2 separate regions of the Homo sapiens genome follow, and region 2 is linked to region 1. A link is a contact called in ENCODE POLR2A ChIA-PET data. All regions are on one chromosome and are shown on one strand. The core of a region is the stretch at or near the end of the contact, and the rest is flanking DNA. Distances in the headings are between cores, read along the strand shown. Region 1 has its middle 110 kb from the start of TBL1X. Region 2 holds the start of GLA (galactosidase alpha).

What was found. ChIA-PET counts read pairs that join two places held with the same protein, here RNA polymerase II (POLR2A).
Region 2: POLR2A ChIA-PET joins it to region 1 with 11 read pairs in T-cell. The contact joins the promoter of GLA here to the enhancer-like site in region 1. POLR2A ChIA-PET finds 5 or more read pairs at or near these places in 2 of 52 experiments (CD8-positive, alpha-beta T cell and T-cell).

What each region holds. Positions count from the first base shown.
Region 1 is chrX:9,349,641-9,355,216 of GRCh38, reverse strand. No RefSeq gene overlaps it. Among named protein-coding and RNA genes, the nearest start is that of TBL1X, 110 kb to the left of the region's middle. RefSeq lists enhancers at 2,316-2,425, 2,446-2,505, 1,584-2,783. Within about 2 kb of position 2,861, at least 13 of the 41 ENCODE cell types and tissues checked have a DNase peak (open chromatin) inside an H3K27ac peak, as active enhancers do; they include CD8-positive, alpha-beta T cell, where a contact is called at or near this core.
Region 2 is chrX:101,404,676-101,410,118 of GRCh38, reverse strand. GLA (galactosidase alpha) reads left to right here and starts at 2,194. Exons shown (of 7, transcript NM_000169.3): 1 at 2,194-2,409. The coding sequence starts at 2,216. All of the region lies in intron 3 of RPL36A-HNRNPH2 (RPL36A-HNRNPH2 readthrough), which reads right to left. HNRNPH2 (heterogeneous nuclear ribonucleoprotein H2) reads right to left here and starts at 1,897. Exons shown (of 2, transcript NM_019597.5): 1 at 1,800-1,897.

The DNA.
Region 1 (5,576 bases), core at 1,612-4,111:
GCTGTGAAAAAGACACTGGTTTACAGCAATGAGAGCTGAAACAGGAAGGCAGAGGGTCTCCTCGTTTGACCTCAGCTGGGAACATGCATGTTGAGCAACTTCAAAGACTTTGACCACTCTGTGCATATCCGAGGATGACTGTGAAGCTCGCCTAGCTGTGGATCACCCCCTTACACAGCTGCTGCACTTCGTGGCCCGGTCATGGCACTCCACACGCATGACCTCCCATCCTTACCTGTCTTGCCTGGGCACCGATGGACGACTTCCTCAAGAACTGGGTCTCAGGATGTCTGGGGCAGAGCTCTGAGCACCCCTTAATGAGATGAGATTCCAAAGGATTCCCCTGAAGCTCTGACCAACCCCCGATGCAAAGGGATCTTGAGCCGCTGTGGTCTCACCTACGTAGATACCGATATTTGTAAACTTCTTCCTTTGCTTTGTGAATGCTCTGGCTGTTTGTAAATTCCTCTCACTGACTGCAGATCCTTTTACAAAGCCACCCACTCAATGGTAGGATCCCTGTCTCTCTTCTCTCAATGCTAGCATAGAGCTTCGCCACATAAGTGGTTATTCAATTAAATAAAACTTGAAAACCTACAGGAGCAATACCATTAATTAGAAGGCGCTTACTTTATTCCAAAAAGAGTTATGCCAGACACACTCTGGTCTGCTTGCTAGAGTCTTCTTATTTCTTGAGCATACATCTTGTTGCTTTTGGAGGAGGATACGATAAGAATACTGAGTGGCTTAGCTTGATTTCGTAGTCCCTTTGAGTGAACTAGATCCCTAGACCTGGGTTCATGGAGCCTGTGGAGCTGAGGCCAGAAAGAGAAGCAAAGTTCCTCAGAGCCCAAGAACTGTTGACCTTAGGTCCTGTACAAGAGTCAGCAGGGCTGGAAATGCAGGCAGAATATTAGCTAGTATTGCACAGACACTTCTAATTGTTTTTTGTTTGTTTGTTTGGAGAACGAGACTCGCTCTGTCGCCCAGGCTGGAGTGTAGTGGTGCGAACTTGGCTCACTGCAACCTCTGCCTCCCGGGTTGAAGCTATTCTCCTGCCTTAGCCTCCGGAGGAGCTGGGATTACAGGCACCTGCCACCATGCCTGGCTAATTTTTGTATTTTTAGTAGAGACGGGATTTTGCCATGTTGGCCAGGCTGGTCTCGAACTCCTGACCTCAGGTGATCTGCCCGCCTAGGCCCCCCAAAGTGCTGGGATTATAGGCGTGAGCCATTGTGCCTGGCCCACACACTTCTATTTGTATGGTTCTCAACATGCAGGTATGTGTTTTGTAACCAAGCGTAGCCCCCTGTTGGACATCGATGGGTTAGTTGGTGTGACTGGGTCCTTTCTTTTTTCTTTTCTTTTCTTTCTTTCTTTCTTTTTCTTTTTTTTGAGATAGAGTCTCACTCTGTCACCCAGGCTGGAGTGCAGTGGCGCCATCTTGGCTCACTGCAACCTCTGTCTCCTGGGGTCAAGTGATTCTCCTGCCTCAACCTCCCAAGTAGCTGGGATTACAGGTGCGTGCCACCATGCCCGGCTAATTTTTGTATTTTTTAGTAGAGACAGGGTTTCACCATGTTGGCCAGGCTGGTCTCAAACTCCTGACCTCAAGTGATCCGGCCGCCTTGGCCTCTCAAAGTGCTGGGATTACAGGTGTGAGCCACTGTGCCAGGCCATGACTGGGTCCTTTCATGCTGCTCTTTCCATTTCTTTGCAGTCCTGGAAGCAGGCTACTTTGGGCAGCTGTCCTTGGCTGCTGCTCCCCTGCACCTTAGGATCCTTATGAAAAGCGACTCTATGCAAAGAGACACGCAGCTAATGCGTGCTGTAGGGTGAGTGGAGAGCCTGGGGGGCTGGGCTACAAAAACCTATGCAACCCAAGCCCGATCTGCCTGACCTTGAATTGGTTTACCACATGTCTCTCTCTTACCAGGCAAATCTCCAAGGAGTCTTTCACTTTGGACAGTACATCCCCAAATCAAAGACTGATTCATAAAAAGAACTGATGAAATGTTGCCTTTTGCTCAGGCACCCTATCACACATGTTTTTCCGGAGTCCCTTGCCATTTCTTCCTTGCTGACTCAGAGTAATGATGGAGAACAAAAAGCCAGGAGGATAGAAAAAAGGAAAGCTGCGCTATCCAGAGAGTCTGGGGAAAGAGCCAAGCTTTTCTCCCCAACCCGCATCTTTTTGGTTGTTGTTTCAAAGAACTTGCTTTGCCCCATTCAAGCTGCAGGGAAATCTCTTTTGCTAGAGGGTGCAATCAAAGCCGGTGGGGCATCTCCATGCAGTGTGTAGGTCACAAAATAGCTCTGAGGACATTGAAGGCCTGTGGGACGTTGCACAATGACATACTGGACCCGTTAGACACGCAGTGGGTTTCGCTTCCTGTACATTTCTCCGAAAAACCTGCCGAGTCATCGACAGTTATCACCACCTTGCAGAATTTACGAAAGCTTCTAAGCAGTCATCTGAATAGTTTCTTTTGCTTCTAGGGCTCCTTGTACTCCTGTAATTTAAAATTTGTTTAAATAATAAAACCAACACACAATCTGGGGCAAAATTAAAATTCCAGGGAAGGCAGGCCAGGTTTTGCTGGATGGGATCCTTCAAGAAATGTGCAGATAAAACAAGGACCAGCAGCTCCTTTTCCTGAGTCTCCTGAAGCGAACAAGTCATTGTTAGGTGCATGGCTTGATAAAGAGAAGTGACAAGAAGATGGTATTTTAGACACTGAGAAATGAAAGCAAGTGTGCGTCGTGTCTAATGCAAATTACTGCTGCCCCTAGAAAAGAAAGGTGTGTGTGACCATAACGAAAGGAATAAGTTTAAAAAAAATTTGCCAAGTTAGCAGATTTCTGTCTCAAGAATGTAACAAAAACCATTTTTTTATGTTGAGGATTTTTTAAAGTTAAAAACAAGTCATCTCCTAAGAAAAGATAAGAATGTGATTCCTGAGCTGAGGGTATTTGCATTTTGAATTTTTGTTCCTACCTTTCAAGTAGGAATTGTGCCAAGAAAGCATAAACACAGAGAAGGAAATGGGTGTTTGTATTTGTAATACCTGCCTCAGGAGAGGAGAGAAGCCAAGAAGAAAGGGTGTGTGATTAACTCCTGAGCGCACTTGGAACCCAATGCGGCCAGAGATGTGAGTTGTGGGCCAGCAGGTGGATCCCTGTGGCCGCAAAATTTTGCTGTGCGACTGCTTGCATCAGTGGTGTTGTGGACGCCTTTAGGCAAGGTGTGTCTGTGGCTTGCTGGTATTTCAGCCAAGGAATGTGTCAGAGTAAGTTCAGCAGCCACAACAAGAGAGGATGTGTAGTGTTTCTGGGAGGGGCTTGTGTTGTTCTCAATTTCCGGGTACAAGGCTGGGTGCAGTGGCTCACGCCTGTAATCCCAACACTTTGGGAGGCCGAGGCGGGCGGATCACCTGAAGTCAGGGGTTCGAGACCAGCCTGACCAACATGGAGAAACCCCATCTCTACTAAAAATACAAAATTAGCCAGGCGTGGTGGCGCATGCTTGTAATCCCAGCTCCTCGGGAGGCTGAGGCAGGAGAATCGCTTGAACGTGGGAGGTGGAGGTCACGGTGAGCCGAGATCGCGCCACTGCACTCTAGCCTGGGCAACAAGAGCGAAACTCTGTCTCAAAAAAAAAAAAAAAAAAAAAAACTCCGAGGACAGAGTGATGTTAGACCAGACAGTGGGTCTCAAACTGTGGGTGTGTTTCAGCCACCTGTGATGCGTGTTACAAAGGCAGTCACCTAAGATCTCACCCTGGAGCTGGGATCCATGGAGCTGGGCAGGTTGAGGTGGTTCCAAGTTCAGTACAGGTGGTTCAAGGTCCCTACTCTGAGAAACTGACATCAAATGAAAGAAGACAAGTTTAGCGTGACAGTCCTTTATCTTCACACCTCATAATTGGCAAGCCACACTGCTTAGCCACATTCAAAGTCACTGGCAAGTGATTTTATTTTATTTTCAAGCGTGGGACAACTTAATTTTGTGAAATGTATATTTTTTGGTCATAGCATAAGCTACCACTCCTCAGTTCTTTTTGGCTGTTTTACAAACCAGTCAGGAAATGTATGGCAAAAACAGCAAAAGGAAAGTCGATTTTAAAAATGTACGATGCATGTTTTCGTTGTATAGACATTAATAATGAAAACAAAAGGAAAATTTTGGCTCTCGAGAAAAATGGAAGTGCCTAAAACGTTAATTTTTTTTCTTTTTTTCCAAATACCCAGACGTCAAGGAGACTAAAATGTAAATTTTAACCTAAAAGTATGAATGTTTTGGGTAGCTGGTTATAGTATCATCCTTGTGATTTGGAAAACATTCTAATGTAACCTTTCCCTGATTATATAGAGATTAGCTAGTATTTTATGTGTAAGCAGGGCCAGCTTTGCTGCCTTGTGACAGTTCAGTCCCACATGGACTGGTTTAATGTTCTGCAACCTCCATATTGCAATGCCTCATCATGTTGTCTTTGAGTTTGTATTTTGAAAGCGACGGTCTGACAGGACAGTGGAGCATGAGCCCAGGGCTTGGAGGTGCCACCTCCCTGCCTCCCAGGATGGACTCTCTGTGCTCCACTTCCCTGCCCCCATCCAATGATGTGGCTACTCTCTGCCTTCTGGCAGGCGCGGAGAGGTTCAGGTCAGCAGGCATGTGCCCCACCTGCCAAGTCGTGGGTGGGACCCCGGGAGCCTGTGAGAGTCCACATTGGCCCTCCGAGTATCCCTATGCCCAAAGAGGTGCTGCATTAAGAGTAAAAAGCAAAAGCCAGGCGCAGGAGTGTGTGCCTCTAGTTCCAGCTACTTGGGAGGCTGAGGCGGGAGGATTGCTTGAGCCCAGGATGTCAAGCCTGCAGTGACCTATGATTGTGTCATTGTATTCTAGCCTGGGCCACAAAGCAAGAACCTGTCTCTAACAATAATAAGAATAAGTGAAAAAACACCATGACAGGTCCAGAACGACTGGGGAGGAGGGAAGGAAAAATCTTTCTTTTCTGCTTTTGAACAAAGGACCCCAAATTTACATTTTGCACTGCGCCCCACAAATCATGCAGCTGGTCCCATGTGTAAGTCATATATGAACACATCGCTCCACTGCAGGATAATGGATGCAGGTCCAAGAAAGGGGAAAAGGATGACTCATTCCCCCACAAACAATTCACAGGGAAAGCATTCAGATGGCCAATTGCTCACCTAACATAGTTTATAATTCCTAACATAGTTCTATAAATGTTGCAGATTACATTTTAAAAACCCGTGGATGCTCTGTTTATTTTTTAAAAATAGTTATGCATTATTTGTTTCCCCAGTGCAGCTCTGTGCAGTGACAAGCAGTTGGATGGAATCATGCGCAACAGCTCTCTGTAATGTAGAAGTGACACACTGTCCCCAAACTGCCATGTCTTGTTCCTCATAGGCAGGCTACTCTCCAGGTGTTTGAAGGGACAACTTCAGCAAGGGGAGAGATCCCATGATTCCCCCAAAGACAGGAACGTGTAGTGAGAAGGCAGAATGGCACTCAGGAGGTGCCCCAGGGACTGGTCGGCAGCCAGCAGC
Region 2 (5,443 bases), core at 945-3,444, about 92 Mb before region 1:
GAGAAATTACTTATGCTATAATTGTAAGTGACCCAAGAGCACAACTGCTTTACAATATCAACTGTGTACAAAATACATGTTCCCATACCCTTTGACACTGCTAGAATCCTTCCAGGAATCTAGTCAACAGAAATACTTACAAATGTTCCTTGCAGCACTGTTAGTAATGGCAGAAAATTGGAAACCTAAATAGCCATCATTAGAGGAATGGCTGAATGAATTATACTTTATCCTTAAACTGGAATGCAATGCAGCCATTTAAAAAAAATCTATCTGCCTTGACCCAGAAAGATCTCCAAAATACATTAAATAAAAGAATATACATAGTATGATCCTACTTATAGTAAAAGATTGGCATGCATGTATATACGTATGTAAATAAATAAAAGATCTGGAAGCAAACTTGTTTTTGAGAGAACTGAAGGGTGGGGGGGTGAAGTGGGCTTTTCGCTTTTTACCCTATATACTTCTATACAGTTTTAATTCTTTACATTTGCTGTACTGGGATTTTTTCTTTTTAAGTTAGAAAGAACATATTAGTGGTTACTCTGAGTGGGAGGTTTATGGATTTTCCATGTTATTTTTCCAATTTTTTTATGCAGCCTTAAATTTCTACAGAAATAATTACTTTTACTTCAGCAAAAAAAGTAACATAAAACAAATTAAAATGTTTGCATTTCTGGGATTTGGTATAGGAAATTTTATAAAATTTTCTAATTTTGTATGTGGATGGTTTATCTGAAATGGTCTGGGAGCACTGGGCCTCTTGGAAACAAAGTACAAAGTGTAATAACGGCCATAAAACTACACTGAGGAAACGATTTAACAAACATTTACTGATTGCCGATTATGTGCCTAGCACACTGCATCTGCAGTGATAACAGTTTTCCTATTAACCATCCTAAGGTCTCAGTGACAGATTTACAAGCTGTTTTTTTATTTCATTTTGCAGGATTTTTTTTTTTTTTTTTGCTTGCCTTATCCCTGGGATAACCCGTCCCATTTAATTCCCTGCACCGCTCTATTCCTTAAGAGCCCTTCTGTAGGGGCAGAGAGGTTCTACTTCATTACTGCGTCTCCTGGGAAGGCCATCAGGACTGCTGGCTAAAGTGGGAACCAGGACTCTTTGTGAGTTAAGAATTTGTGTATTTATATGTGTGTTATACACATTTTTTAAAAAACTGTAACGACATCAGGTTGAGCAGTCGTCTCCGGGTGGTGAATTATGTGTATTTTTAAATTTTATACTATATTGTTATTTTTCAAATGTTCGAAATTGAATATGTAGATTGTTGTTATCAGCAGAAAAATAAACATTATTCAAATACTCTATTCAGTAAAGTAATTTATTGGGCGCCTTTGTCAAGCACGCATTTGCCTAGATGTGACTCTACAGATAAAATTCACTTGGGGCCTCCCCTTACAGACAATCAGGCAGTGGAGACTGAGTGCCTGAATGGATAGACCAGCACTCAGACCACTATTTTCAGTATCTGTTTTTCTTAACTCAGGGCCGTGGTTTTCAAACGTTTTTCGCCTTACGGTCACCCTTAGGGGTCCCCCGAGACCGGCCCAGACAGACAGATATACAAAAACACATACACAGTCATGAGCGTCCACCATTTCCCCACCAGGCGCAGCACAGGCGGCTTCCCGGCACTGAGATGGGGGGGAGGAGGGAGAGAGCGCGAGGGGGGAGGGGAAAGCAGAGAACGAAAGAGGCGGAGGCGGCCCCCGAACCCCGCTCTGGTCTTCATCATCACCACCCCTGGGTCCCCAGTTCCCACCCACACACCAACCTCTAACGATACCGGGTAATTTTCCTCCTTCTTCCCTCAAACGGCTATAGCGAGACGGTAGACGACGACCAGAACTACTTCTGCTCACGTAAGCGAGTAATCACGTGAGCGCCTACGTCATGTGAGATCTCGGTCACGTGAGCAACTCTCGGCTTAAACTCGGGATCACTAAGGTGCCGCACTTCCTTCTGGTATGGAAATAGGGCGGGTCAATATCAAGAAAGGAAGAGGGTGATTGGTTAGCGGAACGTCTTACGTGACTGATTATTGGTCTACCTCTGGGGATAACCGTCCCAGTTGCCAGAGAAACAATAACGTCATTATTTAATAAGTCATCGGTGATTGGTCCGCCCCTGAGGTTAATCTTAAAAGCCCAGGTTACCCGCGGAAATTTATGCTGTCCGGTCACCGTGACAATGCAGCTGAGGAACCCAGAACTACATCTGGGCTGCGCGCTTGCGCTTCGCTTCCTGGCCCTCGTTTCCTGGGACATCCCTGGGGCTAGAGCACTGGACAATGGATTGGCAAGGACGCCTACCATGGGCTGGCTGCACTGGGAGCGCTTCATGTGCAACCTTGACTGCCAGGAAGAGCCAGATTCCTGCATCAGGTATCAGATATTGGGTACTCCCTTCCCTTTGCTTTTCCATGTGTTTGGGTGTGTTTGGGGAACTGGAGAGTCTCAACGGGAACAGTTGAGCCCGAGGGAGAGCTCCCCCACCCGACTCTGCTGCTGCTTTTTTATCCCCAGCAAACTGTCCCGAATCAGGACTAGCCCTAAACTTTCTCTGTGTGACCTTTCCTGGGATGGGAGTCCGGCCAGCGGCCCCTGTTTCTTTCTCTCTCTCTCTCTCTCTCGTTCTCCTTCTCTTTCTCTTTCTCTTCTTTCCTCTCTCTTTCTCTCTCTCCCTGCCCGGTTCTCTTTTTTCACTGCTCCTTGCAGAGCAGGGCCACCCCATAGGCAGTGTGCCCAAAGTAGCCCTGCCCGGTTCTATTCAGACCCTTCTTGTGAACTTCTGCTCTTCCTCTGCCGGGTGCTAACCGTTAGAACATCTAGGGTGGGTAGGAGGAATGGGGAACTAAGATTCGTGCCATTTTTTCTCCTTTTGGGGTCGTGGATTTCTCGGCAGTATCTCGAGGGAGTTAGAGAGACCATAAGGTCGCTGAGATCTCTCCCACCTCGCCCATGAGCGTGGCATCAGGCTGGAAGGTTGACATGGAGGAACTTTATACATTTACACCTTTGCGTGAGGGTTGAGGCTGGATTAGATAGGTATTGAACATATCTGACCCTCACAATCCTTATCTGTAAATTGGGATTACAACCTTTTAATTTCAGGGAGCTGACAAAAAAAATCTGAAAAATAGTTCTTATCTCACACAGGTGAGTTTTCAAGGAGATAACCTATTTAAAGTACATAGCACAGCGCTTGACCATTCAACTGCGCTTACAGAGCAAATGTTCAATGGGAAAATGAATGTAAATCTACAAATCTGAATGAATATGTGTATTTTTCTGGAGAGAGGATATTTACCTTTCTTCAAATTCTCAAAGGGCTCTGTGATTTAAAAAAGGTTAGGAATCACTGATAGATGTTGGTAAAAGGTGGCAGTCACAGTACATTTCTGTGTCCATAAGTTATTCCTATGAATATCTTTATAGATAAAGTCAGGATGTTGGTCAGACATCACAGAAGAAATTGGCCTTGTAAGTTTCATGTGACCCTGTGGTACAGTATGTGTGGCAATTTTGCCCATCACGGATTTTTTTTTATTGGTATTTGCATCTGATTATAAAACTAATGCATGATCATTGCAAAAAATGTAGATAAAGAAGAGCAAAATGAAAATAAAGATTTCCCCCCACCGTTCCACCACCCAGAAATAATCATGGTTTAAATGTTAATATACAACCTTACAATTGTTTTCTATATAAATGAAAACATAGATTTCTTTATTTCATTATTTTCCATAAAAAATGGATCATGTTTATGTCATGTTTGGCTAATGGCAAGACCCTGGCACCCAGTCTGGGCTCAAATTCTGCCTCATTGTTACTTAGCCCTGTGACATTGGGTAAATTACACTTTTTTTTTTTTTTTTTTTTTGAGACGGGGTCTCGCTCTGTCGCCCAGGCTGGAGTGCAGTGGCACGATCTCGGCTCACTGCAAGCTCCGCCTCCTGGGTTCACGCCATTCTTCTGCCTCAGCCTCCCGAGTAGCTGGGACTACAGGCGCCTGCCACCACGCCTGGCTCTTTTTTTTTTTTTTTTTTTTTTTAGTACAGACGGGGTTTCACCATGTTAGCCAGGGTGGTCTCAATCTCCTGACCTCGTGATTCGCCCGCCTCAGCCTCCCAAAGTGCTGGTGTGAGCCACCGTGCCCAGCCTTACTTTTTTTTTTGAGAGGGGGTCTCACTCTGTCACCCAGGTTGGAGTGCAGTGGCGCGATCTCTGCTCAGTGCAAACTCCACCTCCCGGGTTTAAGCAGTTCTCCTGTCGTAGTCTCCTGAGTAGCTGGGATTACAGGCACACCACCACGGCCAGCTAATTTTTGTATTTTCAGTAGAGACGGGTTTCACCATGTTGCCCAAGCTGGTCTCGAACTCCTGGCCTCAAGTGATCTGCCCGCCTTGGCCTCCCAGAGTGCTGGGATTACAGGTGTGAGCCACCGCACCCGGCCTCTTTTTTCTTTTTTAGTCTATCATACCTTGCAAATACAGTGGTTCTTCCTATGTGTTGGTTTTGATATTTATGTAATCAAACACATCAGTTTTTCCTTTCTGATTTCTGACTTTGGGGTCATGCTGAGAAAGTCCTTTCCTACCTGAAGATAATACAGTATATACGTTTCTTACTAGTATTTTTGTGGATTTTTAAAATATTTAAATCTTTAGTCCATCTGAACTTTGTTCTTCTATCAGAAATGCCACATTTAATAAATAATAAGTCCCATGGTATCAGATGGCTGGAAGGACCTCTTTCGAAACTTTGTTTAATTCCATTAATCTGTGTATTCTTATTCTAATGCTAATAGTTCCACACTAGCTTCCTTTATCTTTTTTTTCTTTTTTTTTTTTTTTTTGAGCTGGAGTTTCGCTCTTGTTGCCCAGGCTGGAGTACAATGTCACGATCTCGGTTCACCGCAACCTCCGCCTCCCAGGTTCAAGCAATTCTCCTGCCTCATCCTCGCGAGTAGCTGGAATTACAGGCATGCGCCACCACGCCTAGCTATTTTGTATTTTTAGTAGAGATGGGGTTTCTCCATGTTGGTCAGGCTGGTCTCAAACTCCCAGCCTCAGGTGATCTGCCTGCCTCGGCCTCCCAAAATGCTGTTATTACAGGCGTGAGCCACCACGCCCAGCCTTCATCTTTTAATGAATGTACATGTATGTAATCTTTTAGGTGAACTTTTTGTAATGTTGTGCCAAGTTCCTTAAAAAGCCCTTTTGGAAGCTGGGCAGGTGGCCCACGCCTGTAATCCCAGCATTTTGGGAGTCTGAGGCAGGTGGATCACTTGAGGCCAGGAGTTCAAGACTAGCCTAGCCAAAATGCAAAACCCTGTCTCTACTAAAGATACAAAAATTAGCCGGATGCGATGGCACATGCCTGTAATCTCAGCTACTCGGGAGGCTGAGGTAGAAGA